Regions from separate parts of the Homo sapiens genome. Here region 2 is linked to region 1. Evidence: chromatin loops called from intact Hi-C (ENCODE). Cell type or tissue: heart left ventricle. All regions are shown on one strand. Links, peaks and the distances in the headings refer to the core of each region. The heading gives the core; the rest is flanking DNA. Region 1 has its middle 23 kb from the start of MNS1. Region 2 overlaps LOC105370832 (a long non-coding RNA gene).

Region 1 (8,340 bases), core at 190-8,189:
AGCACTAGGGCCAGGTCTGGTGACGGTGGCCAGACTGCTCACACTGCTGCCCCAGAACATCCAGGTACTTTTAAACACTACTTGCTTAGGGCTTTCTGTGGCGTTGGACTGACTGAAAAGGCTAGGGGGGTGGCCATAATTGGTCCCACAGGCTTAGTATTTGAAAGTGTGGGTAGTAACCTCTAGACTCCCGGCCTGATGATGCGAGAACCTCAAGCTCTGAAAACTGGTGGGTCCAGGACAGCCCAGCTCCCGGCCAGTCTGATTAGGTGGGAGGGGAATAGAACAGGATCCCACCTGGTCCTTCTCTACCTCCATCCCCAGAAACCCCATCAGGGGTTGTTAAATATCTCAGATTAGCTCACCAATAAGTCTCAGGATATATTCACTGGCGAAAATGGCATGAAATGCACAGACATTAAGTTCTTAATATTTATCTTCTCCAAAGGGGTTTAACATTACTAAAAACTGAAAATAAACTCAACATAGCTTGCATTTTAGAAATGGTCCTGTAGATGTGTGATAAAGATGATCCTTTTCAATCTGCTAAGCAAATGTTTTAGAATCTGTGAACCCAAGGCTAATTCAGCCAGAAAGCGTGTTCTGCAGATTGCAAGCCTTGGCTCCCTCTAGTGGCCCTGACTGAGCCTTCGTTCCCGGCTTAAAATGCCCAGGACTTAAGAACTGTATGGGGATTTCAAAGCTCAGCTCAGCTAGCACCTCTTCCTTTTAATGCTCTGGTGACTCTTGACTACATGTATGTCCTCCCAGTATGAGCAACTTTGTTATTTTCTGTTGCTAACAACTAGCATTTTTTATATTCAGTTTATAAGTGAATTGTTTCTTGTGTATTTTCTTTCCCCCCAAAAAGTCACAATTGTGTCTTCGAAATGGGAAACACAGTATCAGGCATACAATACTAGCTAATACTTTAAATTTAGGAATTATAATATTAGAGTTAGTAGAAATGTTTGTATGTTAAGAAAGCTTCTCCTTTCACAAAATAAGAAACAGATCCGAGAATCACTGCTCTGTTCATTCCACGAGTGTCTGTCAAGTGAAACTTCCAAGTCACTATGCTGGGTACCATGGAGGAGACGGAGACATTCAGGAGATAAGCCCAAATCTCATGGACCTTTCAATGAGGCATGAAAAAAAGGACAGGTGCACCAATCATCAAAGATAGAAACCCCTAAGGAAGGTAAAAGTAAAGCCTGAGGGATCTCAGGTGAGGGAGGTAATGAGTCAGCTGAGGGACTCAGCATGGTGTTATGGAGAAGGTGGACCTTGACCTTGGCTTTGAAGGATGTGTAATATTTGATTATGTGGAATAAGGGGAAAGTGTGGTGGTGTGAAAGCACATCCAGGGAGGGTACTGTAAAGGGAGAATATCAGAAACTAAGACATGAGTGCCTTAGGGTCAAACTACAGAAGGTCTTTTTATTTTATTTTTATTTAAGAGAAGATCTCACTCTGTTGCCCAGGCTGGAGTGCAGTGGTGTGATCATGGCTCACTGCAGCCTCAAACTCCCTGGGCTCAGGTGACCCTTCCACCTCAGCCTCCTGAGTAGCTGGGACTACAGGTGCACACCACCATGACAGGCTAATTTTTGTATTTGTTGCAGAGATGAAGTGTCACCATGTTGCCCAGGCTGTTCTCAAACTCCTGGGCTCAAGCAATTCTCCCGCCTCAGCTTCTCATTTACTTTAGTTTCTTAAGAGACAGGGTCTTGCTGTGTCACCCAGGCTGGAGTGCAGTACCATGATCGTGGGTCACTGGAGTCTTGACTCCTGGGCTCAAGCAATCCTCCAACCTCAGCCTCCCGAGTAGCTGGGACCACAGGAGCATGCCACAATGCCCAGCTAGTTTTTATTTTATTTTATTGTAGAGACAAGGTCTCACTGTGTTGTCCAGGCAGGTCTCAAACTCTTGGGCTCAAGCGATCCTCCCACCTTGGCCTCTCAAAGTACTGAGATTATGGGTGTGAACCACCATGCCTGGCCTACAGAAGGTCTTGAATGGCAATGAAGAAGCTTGTATTCTGTTGAGCAGGAAGCGGGACTGGAGGAAGAAATTGTAAAAATTCCAGCTTCTTGAATATGTATTTGGCTCCTTTTAAAAAAATGGATTCTCCATCCAGCTGTCCATTTATCATTTATAGAGAGATTAATATAGGAGATTCTGGTGGGGACTAGATATCTGCTAAGTTTACTTCTTAATCGATATTACATGATTGGGATTTTTGAGCCATAAATTGACCCTACATTATAGGAGGGAAGACCTTGCATTTTTTTTGTACTTAGTAGGTGCTCAATGAAGGCTTCCTCAATTAACAGATTACATGAACAGGGTTGTGTTTCAGAAAGAGGAATTTGGCAGCAAGGTTTAAACTAGATTGGCAAGAAGGGAGAGACTGGATACAGGAAGGCTGCTTAGGACATTATTACTCATTTTCAAGGCCTAAACTAGGTGAGTGGAAATAAGAGTTGAACGAAGAGTAACATTGGGGAAGTAGAATCAAGATTGCTATTTTGTTGTGATTATTTGTGACCCTCTTCCTCAATGAATTGACAGTTTCATGAGAGCAAGAACTCTAACTTATTTGGCATTGTATCCCCACTACCTAACAATAACTAGCACATGTATGTGCTGAGTATGTATTCAATGAGCTGTGGAATAAATGTTGACTGGCTTTTGGAATAAGTAATTGAGATAGTGTTATTTGAGGGGCATTGGCCATCCAAGCCCCGGGACAAGGAGCAGCCAGAGATGCTGGATGTGAGCCTAGCATTTGAGTGACCCTGGCCCAGGGCAGAAGGGACACAGCACACAGCAGCAATCTCTGCCTTCTCACTATCCACTCCCTTTAGCCTGTGCTGGGCAGGCCTTCACCCCTACATCCTATAAAAGCTTTTCACATTTGAGTCACCCACACCCTCATGTCCTTCTCCCCTCTCTCTCTCTCTCTCTCTCTCATTTTACTTAATGTCTCATTAGCATTTGACACAGTTGATCATGCCATTCTTGGAACAGTCTCTTCACTTAACTTCCAGGATACTACTGTCCTGGTTTTCTTCCTACCTTGCTGATGGCTCTTTTCATTCTAGTAATTCTGGCTTAGCTTTCTCTTCCCATTTTTTTAAGAGATGGGGTCTTGCTCTGTCACTTAGGCTGGAGTGTAAGGTATGAACATAGCTCACTGTAGCCTTGACCTCCTGGGCTTACGTGATTCTCCCCTCAGCCTGTCAAACAGCTACAATTAACAGTTTTTAATCAGTGGTTTCCACCTTAGCTGCACGTTAGAATCACTGAGGAGTTTTAAAATTTCTTGATACTCAAACTGAACCCCAGACCAATTAAATCAGATATGTGAAGGATGGGTAGAGGTTCAACATTTAAAAAAAAATCTTCTGGTAATTTCAATGGGCATGGAGTGTTGTAAACCACTTCTGTAAATATTGAAGTTCCTCAGGGCTCAGTCCTTGATCTCTTATACCCTTGATCTCCTTGATATCCCTAGTCCCATGGGTTCCAAAAGCATCTTTATCAGTTGATGTGTAGATCTATACTTCTAGCCCCAGCTTCTCTTCTGAACTATAGATTTATATACACAAGTGTCCTATTTAAGATCTTCAGTAGGATGTAGACATCTCAGATTTAACACGTCCAAACACAAGTCTTTATTTTTCCCTGGCCTCCAAGTCTACTCCTCCAGTGTTCTCCATCCCAACTGATGGTACCATCATTCATTCAGTTATGCCAGGAAGGACACCTGGGAGATATATTTGAGTCATCTCTTTGTCATTCCTTACACCTAATCCATTGCCAAGTCCTGTTGGTTTTATTTCTAAAATTCATTCTGAACCCAATCAGTTCCCATAACCTCTACAGAGCACCACTATGCTCAACCTTACCTGCTCTATAACTCTACCTTTCCAACTGCTTCACCTGACTTCACTGTCATTCCCTTACAGCCCTCTCCTCAAGCAGCAGTTGGCGGGATCTCTGCAAACTTAGATCACATCGTATTTCTCATTCTTTAAAAAAAATCCTTCTGTAACTATTTAGAACAAAATCCAAATTATTTGCTCTGACCCCTGCCTACTGCTCCAACCCATCTGTCATTCTCCCCTTTGTTTGCTGTGCTCCTACTACAAGCCTTTGCCTGGGATGCTCTTCTGCCTAAATCTTCACGACTTGATGTTCACCATTCAGGTGTCTGTTCACATGTCACCTGTTCAGAAAGGTCTTCAGTGGCCTCACTCATCACAGCTAAAATGGTCACCTGGTTGTCCTCTAACTTAACCTTGCTTTATTCTTGTCTTAGCCCTTCTTGCTTTCTGCAACAATGATATTTGCTTATCTGTTTGTTTCTTTGTCTTCCTCCAGTAGAAGGCAGGGACCTTGTCTTGGTTTTTTACGACTGTGTCTCTGGCACCTGGTAGGTTCTTAGTTATTATTTGTTGAATGAATTGTCAAATCCAGAATTGAAGTTCAAACTGATAGTGAGGCAAACTGCACGACCAAGGTGTCAGTGTGGGGTGGATGAGTAATCACAGCACAAGGCACAATTAATCAAAGACTCTATTAAAGGTATTCAGGAAGATTATCTGGGTCAACGCTGGGTAGACTGTCTGTCTCCCCTAAATTACCATTCCTGCTCTAGTTATAGTATCCGAAACTCTTTCATTGGCAATTCAGATTCATGCTTCTATGTTGAAAGATTGTACCTTCTTTTGAATTCTCTTCTAAAATTCAAATATCCTCAGCATATTTCTATTGGCTATAAAATATTAGGGGGAAAAGATGTTCTGAGAGACCAAGAGCAGAGGGGACTAAGAACAGAGAGAAGGCAGATGATGGCCACACGAAGTCATCTTCACTATGCTGTAATGCCTTTGACAGAGCTCTTTGTGGGAATCAGTCCTAGCCTTCAAGAAGCTGTATAGCTAGAGGCCTTAACAACAACAACAACAACAAAAACTTTGTGTGGATCCCCACTGGGACTAGCAACCCCCTAATTTCTCTCTCCCCTACGTAAACTCCAATGCCATTTCTCAATTCCCAGTATAGTTTCTCAAGTATGGAGACTTAACAATTTTGTAGCCTACTTTAAATGCCCTTTGCACTCCTGATTGTTTTTCCATCACAGCAAATCAACCAGCCCTACTTGTTTCCAGAGGAAAGTGGTTCTGTAGCAGGTAATTTTAACATATCCAAACAATATCATATTTTTAAATGATTATTAAAAATGTATACATCTTTAATGTAAAGCAATACATTTTAATAACATTAGAAACAAAACATTTGATTACATTGGTATTTCATCTTGGGTTCCCAGAGAAACAGTCTTAGAGACAGAGATTAGCATGCAGAATACATATTAGGGACTGTATTAGTCTGTTCTCATGTTGGTATGAAGAAATATCTGCAACTGGGTAATTTATAAAGGAAAGAGGTTTAATTGACTCACAGTTCCACATGGCTGGGGAGACCTGAGGAAACTTACAATAATAGTGGAAGGGGAAGCAAACACATCCTTCTTTGCATGGTAGTAGGAAAGAGAAGTGCCTAGCAAAAGGGAGAAAATCTCCTCATAAGACCATCAGACCTCATAAGAACTCGCTCACTATCATGAGAACAGCATAAGGGTAACTGCCCCCCTGATTCAATTACCTCCCACTGGGTCCCTCCCATGACATGTGAGGATTATGGGAACTACAACTCAAGAGGAGATCTCGGTGGAAACACAGCCAAACCATATCGATCCACCCCAGCCCCTTCCAAATCTCATGTCCTCACATTTCAAAACACAGTCATGCCCTTCTAACAGTCCCCCAAAGTCTTAACTCATTCCAGCATTAACTAAAAAGTCCAAGTCCAAAGTCTCTTCTGAGACAATGTAAGTCCTTTCTACCTATGAGCCTGTTAAAATCAAAAGCCTTCTTCTCACAGCTCCACTAGGCAGTGCCCCAGTGGGGACTCTGTGTAGGGGCTCTGACCCCACATTTCTCTCTCACACTGCCTTAGCAGAGGTTTTCCATGAGGGCTACACCCCTGCAGCAAACTTCTGGATATCCAGGCATTTCCATACATCCTCTGAAATCTAGGTGGAGGTTCCTAAACCTTAATTCTTGACTTCTGTACATCTGCAGGCCCAATACCACATGTAAGCTTCTAAGGCTTGAGGCTTGCACCCTCTGAAGCAATGGCCTGAGCTGTACATTGGCCCCTTTTAGCACCAGCTGGAGCTGAATCCGCTGGGATGCAGAGCACCATGTCCCAAGGCTGCATAGAGCAGGGGGTGCCTGGGCCCGGCCCACAAAACCATTTTTCCCTCCTAGGCCTTCAGGCCTGTGATGCAAGGGGCTGCTGTGAAGATCTCTGACATGCCTTGGAGACATTTTCCCCATTGTCTTGGTGATTAACATTCAGCTCCTCATTACTTATGCAAATTTCTGCAGCTGGCTTGAATTTCTCCTCGGAAAATGGGGTTTTCTTTGCTTTTGCATTGTCAGGCTGCAGATTTTCCAAACTTTTTTGCTCTGCTTCCTCTTGAACACTTTGCCACTTAGAAATTTCTTCTGCCAGTTACCCTAAATCATCTCTTTCAAGTTCAAAGTTCCACAGATCTCCAGGGCAAGTGCAAAATTCCGCCAGTCTCTTTGTGTAGCAAGAGTCGCCTTTATTTCAGTTTGCAAGAAGTTCCTCATCTCCATCTGAGACCTCCTCAGCCTGGACTTCATTATCTACATCACTGACAGCATTTTGGTCAAAATCATTCAACAAATCTCTAGGAAGTTCCAAACTTTCCCAGATTTTCTTGTCTTCTGAGCCCTCCAAACTGTTCCCACCTCTGCCTGCTACCCAGTTCCAAAGTCACTTCCACATTTTTGGGTATCTTCACAGAAGCACACCACCCTCTACAGTACCAACTTGCTGTATTAGTTACTCTTTCACATGGCAGCAGGAAGGAGAAGGGGGAAGCCCCTTATAAAGCCATCAGATCTCATGACAGATTACTCTCTCATGATATGTAATATCATGATATGTAATCTCATGATATCATGTAATATGATATGTAATCTCATGATATGTAATCATGATATGTAATCTCATGATATGTAATCATGATATGTAATCTCATGAAAGATTACATATCATGAGAATAGCATGAGGGAAACTGCTCCCATGATTGACTTACCTCCCACAAGTTCCCTCCCACCATACGTGGGGATTTTGGGAATTACAATTCAAGATGATATTGGGGTAAGGGCACAGCCAAACCATATCAGAGACTGCTCGTAGGATCAACATTTGTGGAAGGGAAGGAGGCAGGGCTGGATGGAAGGAAAAGCTGAGTTTACTGCAGTCTCAGCAAAGGCCTCAGCTATTCCCTCAGGAGCTGTAAAGCTAGATGACCCTTCAGAGTTGACTCTCCTCACAGTGAGAAGGCTAGGCGTTTATGGATGCAAGCTGATACTGGGTGACAGTGGTCTGTGACCAAGGATAATTTCTGAAGAGGGCTGACAGCTCAGGGCTGTCTACTGGCAGCACTCCCAGCATCTAGGAAAATAAGTCCTCAGACCTGAAGACAGCATCCATTAAACCTAGTGTTTTCAAATTGATGTCATTTTTTGGTTGCTATTAATAACATTATTCTGGGTGTCTATTGCAAGGCAGTTGGATAAAATTATGTACTAAGAGTCTCCAGTGAGCTGGCTTTGCTGCAAAGGATTCTTTTCTTGTTAGTGTACTTCTTTTTTTTTTTTTTTTTGAGGTAGAGTCTCGCTTTGTCCCCCAAGCTGGAGTGCAGTGGCGCGATCTTGGCTCACTGCAACCTCTGCCTTCCGGGTTCACGCCATTCTCCCGCCTCAGCCTCGTGAGTAGCTGGGACTACACGCGCCCGCCACCACGCCCGGCTAATTTTTTTTGTATTTTTACTAGAGACAGGGTTTCACTGTGTTAGCCAGGATGGTCTCAATCTCCTGACCTCATGATCCGCCTGCCTTGGCCTCCCAAAGTGCTGGGATTACAGGCGTGAGCCACCGTGCCCGGCCTGTACTTCTAAAATACTTTCACTTTTCTACCTCTAATAGGTGTTACCATATGTAGATAAGAGTGTTGTTTTGTTGTTACTGACATTATTGTTCTTATTTAACATCCTATGAGGGATTTACATCATGCACCAGGTCCTGGGATTGCGTCTTAACTATCTGCAATGGTCATTCTGCTTCATGAGAAAGGTAAGATTCGACTCTCATTAATTCTACAGATTCATTTGAATCCAATTCCCAGGACTTTTCTTTAAAATAAACAAACCATATAAACTCCTCAGG
Region 2 (8,340 bases), core at 115-8,114, 50 kb before region 1:
CCCACAACAGGCCCCGGTGTGTTATGTTCCCCTTCCTGTGTCCATGTGTTCTCATCGTTCAATTCCCACCTATGAGTGAGAACATGTGGTGTTTGGTTTTCTGTCCTTGCGATAGTTTGCTGAGAATGATGGTTTCCAGCTTCATCCATGTGCCTAAAAAGGACATGAACTCATCCTTTTTTATGGCTGCATAGTATTCCATGGTGTATGTGTGCCACATTTTCTTAATCCAGTCTATCATTGTCGGACATTTGGGTTGGTTCCAAGTCTTTGCTATTGTGAATAGTGCTGCAATAAACATACGTGTGCATGTGTCTTTATAGCAGCATGATTTATAATCCTTTGGGTATATACCCAGTAATGGGATGGCTGGGTCAAATGGTATTTCTAGTTCTAGATCCCTGAGGAATCGCCACACTGACTTCCACAATGGTTTAACTAGTTTATAGTCCCACCAACAGTGTAAAAGTGTTCCTGTTTCTCCACATCCTCTCCAGCACCTGTTGTTTCCTGACTTTTTAATGATTGCCATTCTAACTGGTGTGAGATGGTATCTCATTGTGGTTTTGATTTGCATTTCTCTGATGGCCAGTGATGATGAGCACTTTTTAATGTGTTTTTTGGCTGCATAAATGTCTTCTTTTGAGAAGTGTCTGTTCATATCCTTCACCCACTTTTTGATGGGGTTGTTTGTTTTTTTTTCTTGTAAATTTGTTTGAGTTCTTTGTAGATTCTGGATATTAGCCCTTTGTCAGATGAGTAGGTTGCAAAAATTTTCTCCCATTCTGTAGGTTGCCTGTTCACTCTGATGGTAGTTTCTTCTGCTGTGCAGAGCTTCTGCACAGCAGAAGAAACTACCATCAGAGTGAACATTTTTGATCTTTTTTAAAAGAGGAAAAATAAATATTTAAAATTTATCATTCTTGGGTGTTTCTTAGAGTGGGGGATGTGGCAGGGTCATAGGATAATAGTGGAGAGAAAGTCAGCAGATAAACACATGAACAAAGGTCTCTGGTTTTCCTAGGCAGAGGTCCCTGCGGCCTTCCGCAATTTTTGTGTCCCTGGGTACTTGAGATTAGGGAGTGGTGATGACTCTTAACGAGCATGCTGCCTTCAAGCATCTGTTTGACAAAGCACATCTTGTACCGCCCTTATTCCATTTAACCCTGAGTTGACACAGCACATGTTTCAGAGAGCACGGGGTTGGGGGTAAGGTTATAGATTAACAGCATCCCAAGGCAGAAGAATTTTTCTTAGTAAAGAACAAAATGGAGTCTCCTATGTCTACTTCTTTCTACACAGACACAGTAACAATCTGATCTCTCTTTCTTTTCCCCACATTTCCCCCTTTTCTTTTCAACAAAACCACCATTGTCATCATGGCCCGTTCTCGATGGTCGCTGTCTCTTCGGAGCTGTTGGGTACACCTGCGGAAAGGATGTCACTTCACAGTTGGAAGATTGCACAGCTGCCGGGCAGAGGCACTCCTCACTTCCCAGACAGGGTGGCCGGGCAGAGGCGCTCCTCACTTCCCAGGCAGGGTGGCGGCTGGGCAGAGGCGCTCCTCACATCCCAGACGGGGCGGCCGTGCAGAGGCGCTCCTCACATCCCAGACGATGGGCGGCCGGGCAGAGGTGCTCCTCACATCCCAGACGATGGGCGGCCAGGCAGAGGGGCTCATCACATCCCAGACGATGGGCGGCCAGGCAGAGACGCTCCTCACTTCCTAGACGGGGTGGCAGCCGGGCAGAGGCTGTAATCTTAGCACTTTGGGAGGCCAAGGCAGGCGGCTGGGAGGTGGAGGTTGTAGCTAGCCGAGATCACGCCACTGCACTCCAGCTTGGGCAACATTGAGCATTGAGTGAGCGAGACTCCGTCTGCAATCCCAGCACCTCCGGAGGCCGAGGCGGGCAGATCACTGGAGGTCAGGAGCTGGAGACCAGCCCGGCCAATACGGCGAAACCCCGTCTCCACCAAAAATAGAAAAACCAGTCAGGCGTGGCGGCGCTTGCCTGCAATCCCAGGCACTCGGCAGGCGGGGGCAGGAGAATCACGGGAGCCCGAAGCAGGGAGGTTGCAGCCAGCCGAGATCAGGGCAGTACAGTCCAGCCTCAGCAACAGAGGGAGACCGTCAAAAGAAAGAAAACGAAAGAAAGAAAGAGAGAGAAAGAAAGAGAAGGAAAGAAAGAAAAAGAAAGAAAGAAAGGGAGGGAGGGAGGGAGGGAAGGAAGGAAGGAACGATTTTAAATTTAAAAGTCCTCTATCTCCTTTACTGTTAGTTGAAGGGAAACAGGTAGAAATAGTGGATATAAGAAAAGTGTGCGCTTGAAGTGCTTCGCTTTTGTAAAGGAAGAGGAGAAACACTTCCAAAGTCAAGGGTGTTGTTCAGCTATAAATGGGCCTTTGTCTGTGTTCATCTCTATTACTCCTGCCAAGGACAGGGATTTTCCATGTGATTCTAAGAGGATTAAAATGGTAAAAAAGAGTGACTGTGACAAGCTGAGATGTGCCTTTAGGATAACCAAAGGTCAGAAAAGGATTAAGTAAATGACCCAGCTGGAGAAGGTAGAGAAACACCCTATCAAGGAGAACCTGACATTCTGAGGACAAGAGTGTTTGCTCGGGAAGAGCTAAGGAGAATGACACTCAGGGTGTGATCCGGGGAACAGCCTCAGATCAGAGAAGTGGAGTCTGGACTACGAAAACCGGAGGTTTTTCTGTGAGGAGAACCCAGGGAGGCTGCTGGCTGAGCTGGCGGGAATGTGGAGAAGAAAAGCAAAGACAAGAACCTGCTCCTGAGGTCTGGAGGTTGAGGAGAAAAGGAGTGTGGGTGAAGTAGTAATCTCAGAGACTGAGGCTAAGAGGAGAAGTCTCTGGACTGAATAAAGGCACCGCCACTAGAGAAGAACCAGAAGGTCCCAGAGTGCGTTATATCAAAATACCGGGGAATTGTTCTTAACATTTGCTTCAACTGTGTAACTGTATAATGCACACACCTCAACTTCCCCGTTCTATAGGAAGTGATACTTGCGTATCAACACTACAGTGCACCCTGTTGGGAAAAGAAGCATTGTTGGTGACCAGTAAATGAGGAAAGGAAGGATACTAACTTCAGTAGAGGGAATGCTGTTTCACAAAATACAGCTAAGAATGTTATGCATGCAATGTTGTCTTTTAATTTTCACAGTAACCCTCTGCAGTCAGTAATATTATCCCTGCTTCACAGACCTGAAGAGAAAAGAGTTTACTAATGTGGTCAAGATGCTCAGCAAGCTTAAGTCTGGTTTGAGCCGAAGCCCTCACTTCCCACCTTACCATGCCCGTGAGCACTCTCTGATCTGACTTGGAAATGAAGAGTTAAATTTAGGTGAGTCAAAATAGATCATTCAAGTGGAGAATAACCTGGCATCCTTATTTCTAAAATGCATGATAAACTTTCAGTATTTTACCTAATTTCCTGAAGATTCCAAAGAGATACTTAATTCTCAAGACCCCAAAAAGCCAGAAGCATTCCATTCTCCAAATGAAAAAATTGCATGTAATATTTTTTAAATGGAGCATCATTATATTCATGCCATTAATGGAATTAGATATGCTCAGATACATAAGCAGTATGCACAGTGTCCACATAATGTCTCAGACACACTAATCTGAGAGGTTGAGGAAATCAAATATTGTTAAATATTATTTAGAGATGTACAAAGGTAGCTCTCGGAGAGGAAGCCATCAGTAGGTTTATAACAAGTCCATGTTTTTCTTTTCTATTTTTGTATTAGGGAATAGATGTTGATAATCAAGAAAGATTACTTGTTTCCAGGGTGAAGGGGGAGGGAAAAAGCAACCAATTACACTAAATCAGAAGTATCATTTTGGGGGGGGTGTAATAACTGATAGGATGATGAGTGTTTTATTTAAAGTTCCAACAAATAATTTTAAGGAGAATGTTTCATTAATTCATGTGGTCACTCAGTTTTCATTCTTTCCTTCCAGTGCCAGCACTGGTAAGTGTGAGAGAAAAATGAGTAGGACATGGTCCTTTCCTCACAGTGAGGGCAATAGATACACATGAGCTAACTACAGTGAAATATGATAGGCTTTGCAAGGACAGATGAGCAAAAGGCTGTGGGAGCCAGAAGAAGGGAAGCATCTATTGCACCAAGACCTGTGTGACTGTTAAAGCTCCCCAAAGGCAGAAGCCAGGCCCCAGCCCCTGGAGTGACTGCCAACATAGCAGCTGCGGAGCCGCGGTTACACCATTGTAGCAACAGCCAGAAAGCAAGATGAAGCCAGGCCCGGCAGCCTCATGGTTGTGGTTAACAGGTGTTGAAGCAAGTGTGAAGGAAGTGTGAGATCAAACCACAGCTGGGTTTGGAGAGATAAACCTCTCTTAAATGCATAAAGAAATAACCTAAGCAGGCAATGTTGTCACTTCACTGAAGTTTAAGTTTGTCTTCAAATTTATCAGGATCCCAAGGTTTTTCCCATGGTTTTTCTAAGCTTTGACACTTACCTGGGTTACAGCTCTAATTTGGAAAAGGACAGAAATGTTGAGAATCAAATGCCTGGAAGTGAAAGATGAACTTCTGCAAGAAAGTGGCTGGAGTATTCATTAGCACTTTGTTTGGAACTTTCTCACCTGCTAAGTCCTCATCTGCTTCTTCCCTTAAAAATTGCAATGCTTTATTCATTCATTCATTTGTTAATTAAGTATGTATGGAGCACCTACTGTGGACTAAACTTTGATGATTCATAGATGATTAAATGCCATCACTCCTCTCTGGGAGTTCATCTTAATGGGAAGGCAACACTCAATCCCAATATAAGGCAATAAATGTGTAAAACATATCCTGGAAACACGATGGAGGAACTGATTTACCTGCCCAAGAAAGATGTCATAGGAGAGAATATCTTTGAGCTTGGGTGTAAAAGATATGTAGGGATTTTCAAATAGGATGGCAAAGAGATTTTTTTTTAATTTAATTTTTATTTTGGAGAAAGGGTCTCACTCTAACATCTACATTGGAGTGCAGTGGCACAATCATGGCTCACTGCGGCCTTGACTTCCCAGGCTCAGATGATTCTCCCACCTCAGCCTCCCAAGTAGCTGGGACTACAGGCACATACCACGGCACCTTGGTAATTTTTTGTATTTTTTTTTTGGTAGAGATGGGGCTTTGCCATGTTGCCCAGGCTGGTCTCAAAGTTCTGAACTCAAGTGATTCGCCCGCCTTGGCCTCTCAAAATGCTAGGATTACAGGCATGAACCACCATGCCTGGCCCAGAGAGTTTTTAAAGAGAGAAAACAGCCTGAGCTAAGTCACGAACGCCCAGAATTGCATGGAGTATTCAAGAAAAGGGGCCAGCATTAGGTCAGGATTGGAGTAACAGAAGATGTGCTGGAAAGGCAGATTCGGACTACCCTTATAGAAAAGAAGAAACAAACAATTGTCTTAAAAGCTTTAGCCCGTCCCAACTTGTGGGTTCAGAGACAGTGGGGTTGCCTCTAGTTGACTTTAGCTTGGCTTTGACTTGTTGTTTACTAGCCGAATTTCTAAGACATAGTTTTGAAGCAGGCAAAGTACATACAGAATGTCCCATTGTCCCCTTTCTGCTTCATCCCTCTAAAGAGCACTCTTTGTCTCCAGACTTCTTTCTAGCTTCTTTTATTCTGTGATCTAACAGAGTCTGTCAGCTGGAGGCTCCCTTCCTCATGCCTTTACTCCAGGCTCAACTGAATCTGATAAACACATTAAAAAAAAAAAAAACAGAGTAGCTTCACTGTGTTACTTCTCAAGACAATACGTCTGACTCTCAGTAGAAGTGTTCAATATTTCACATAAACTAATTTTTAGATCTAGCAAGTATGTGCCTGTGTGTTTGCATATGTGGTTGTGAAGATTTTGAGGAGAAAGGAGAGCAGATGCTATTTGGTCTGCTGATGTCATCATCTGGATTCACACGTCACTGAGAGTGAGGAGCGGACCACCTCTGAGCTCCACCTTCTTACAAGTTAGTGTGGCCATGGCCCTAGTGTCCATAGTCTGATGTTGAATGGGGCTTCGATGTACAAGGTCAGTATGTTTCAAGTTTTTATAATAGTCCCTATTAAAGATGTAAATTACCCTACCAAAAAAACAAAAAATTTCATTCACGAAGTCCCACTCTATCCTGAAGAATCCATAGGCTTCCTACTTTGAGAATAATCAGTGTGCAATGGGCTACTTTGAACAAACTAAAGTGAGAAAACACAAATAGAGCTCTACATTTTATGATAGTTGTGTTGTCAATATTGATCAATGGCCTACAAACATAAATATCACTGTCATGATCTATGAAACCAAGGGTGCCTCCTGGACCCTAATACAGTCATGAGTCACTTAACAATGGGGATACATTCTGAGAAATGCATCGTTAGGCGATTTTGTCGTTGTGCAACCGTCACAGAGTGTACAGTACTGAAACAAACCTAGACGGTATAGCCTACTACACACATAGGATATATGATATGGCCAATTGCTCCTAGGCAACGAATCTGTACAGCATGTTACTGTACTGAATACTGTAGGCAATTGTAACACAATGGTAAATGTTTGTCTATCTAAACATATGTAAACATAGGAAAGGTACAGTAAAGGCAGAATATAAAGGATTAAAAATGGCACGCCTGTATAGGGCATTTACCATGAATGGAGGCTGTGGGACTGGAGGTTGCTCTGAGTGAGTGAGTGGTGAGTGAATGTGAAGGCCTAGGACACTACTGTACACTACTGTAGACTTTATAAACATTGTACACATAGGCTACACTAAATTTTTTTCTTTCTTCAATAGTAAATTAACCTAAACTTACTGTAACTTTTTTATTTTATAAACTTTTTTTAACTATTTGATTATTTTGTAATACTTAAAATACAAACACATTGTACAGATGTACAACAATATTTCTTTATATCCTATTCTATAAGCTTTTTCCTATTTAATGTTTCACTTTCTAAGCTTTTTTGTTAAAAACAAAGACACAAACACATACGTTATCTTAGGCCTACAAAGGGTCAGGATGATCAGTTCTACTGTCTTCCACCTCCACATCTTATGGTCTTCAGGGACATTAACATTCATGGAGCCGTCATCTCCTATGATCATGTCTTTTTCTGGAATACCTCCTGAAGGACCTGCCTGAGGCTGTTTTGCAGTTCCTTTTTTTTTAATAAGTAGGAGTATACTCTAAGACAATAATTTAAAAAGTATAGCATAGTAAACACATAAATCAGTAACACAGTTGTTTATTATCAAGTATTATGTCTGCACATAATTGTATGTGTTATTCTTTTTCACCGGCCAGTGCAGTAGGTTTGTTTACACTCGCATCACCACAAACGTGTGATTAATGTGTTGCACTAAGAAGTTACCATGGCTACAACATCACTAGGCAATAGGAATTTTTCAGCTCCATTATAATCTTATGGGACCACCATCATATATGCAGTCTGGCATCGAACCAAAACATTGTTATGTGGGATATAACTGTATTCTTGACTTACTCTAAATAGTAACTCACATATGGTCTGTTATAAGAGATACAGATTTCTAATATATTCTCCATGTTCTACTGAGGTTCTAGAGGATTTTGGGGTGAAGTGAGTGTTTAATATTATTGGTATGGCTAGAGGAATATATGTCTTTTAGTGCAAGCAAAACCCTGCACTATGATAGCTAAACAAGAGCCATTTGCCTTTCAGTGTGTATAGTCTGAACCTTTTACAGTCTCTAGTGGCAATGTTGGGAGGAAGAGTAAGAGATAATACTAATAAGCTCTGATCTTGCAGATGCAGAATTCTGGGGCAGAAATGACTATAAAAGGCTTTGCCAACTGGGGATCCAGGACTGGCACTCAAATTAAAAAGGGAGAGCATCTCTTTTTCTCTTTTTTGTGTGAACCTTTTCCTCTCTACAAATAAACTGAGGCCTAAGGTACTCTTTTCCCAGTTCTACTGTGGGTGTTTAGCTTCATGAGCAAAGGCAGATGAAGGATTTGGTTTAAACCAACATCTTAAGCAGGACAGCTGGGAACTCTTCCACACCTCCTGGGAAAGCTAAATATGGTAACATTCTCCCCAGGCCCTCACGGGGACTATGTCACAAAGCAGAGCTGGGTGTATTGTATAGGCCTTCATGACAAGCATCACAGTCTAGGCTTTGCCAAAGGTGGTGAGCTGCCTCCATGCAGTGCTGGGAAACAATTGTTGGAGGCTGTTGAAGGGGAGTCAAGAATTTTGAGCATTATTCTCTTCTCCTGAGCTGAACTCCTTGTCTTATTTGACAGTTGCTGTGTGCAAAACAGGT

Evidence for each region. A loop is a pair of places that touch in the nucleus more often than their neighbours do. Peaks named below come from ENCODE experiments on the same cell type or tissue, not always from the same donor. Only the 100,000 strongest peaks of a DNase experiment are listed, where the experiment ranks them.
Region 2: it touches region 1 in a loop (5-fold over the local background); 2 of 110 quality-filtered maps call a loop at or near these places.

The regions. Positions count from the first base shown.
Region 1 is chr15:56,483,610-56,491,949 of GRCh38, reverse strand. It overlaps a transcript of LOC105370832 not described here. Among named protein-coding and RNA genes, the nearest start is that of MNS1, 23 kb to the right of the region's middle. RefSeq lists an enhancer at 465-759. In heart left ventricle, for the core only: a CTCF peak has its summit at 634 (motif pointing left); a DNase peak (open chromatin) is centred at 629.
Region 2 is chr15:56,533,993-56,542,332 of GRCh38, reverse strand. All of the region lies in intron 1 of LOC105370832 (a long non-coding RNA gene), which reads left to right. Among named protein-coding and RNA genes, the nearest start is that of MNS1, 73 kb to the right of the region's middle. In heart left ventricle, for the core only: no CTCF peak of the experiment used is centred there; a DNase peak (open chromatin) is centred at 4,242.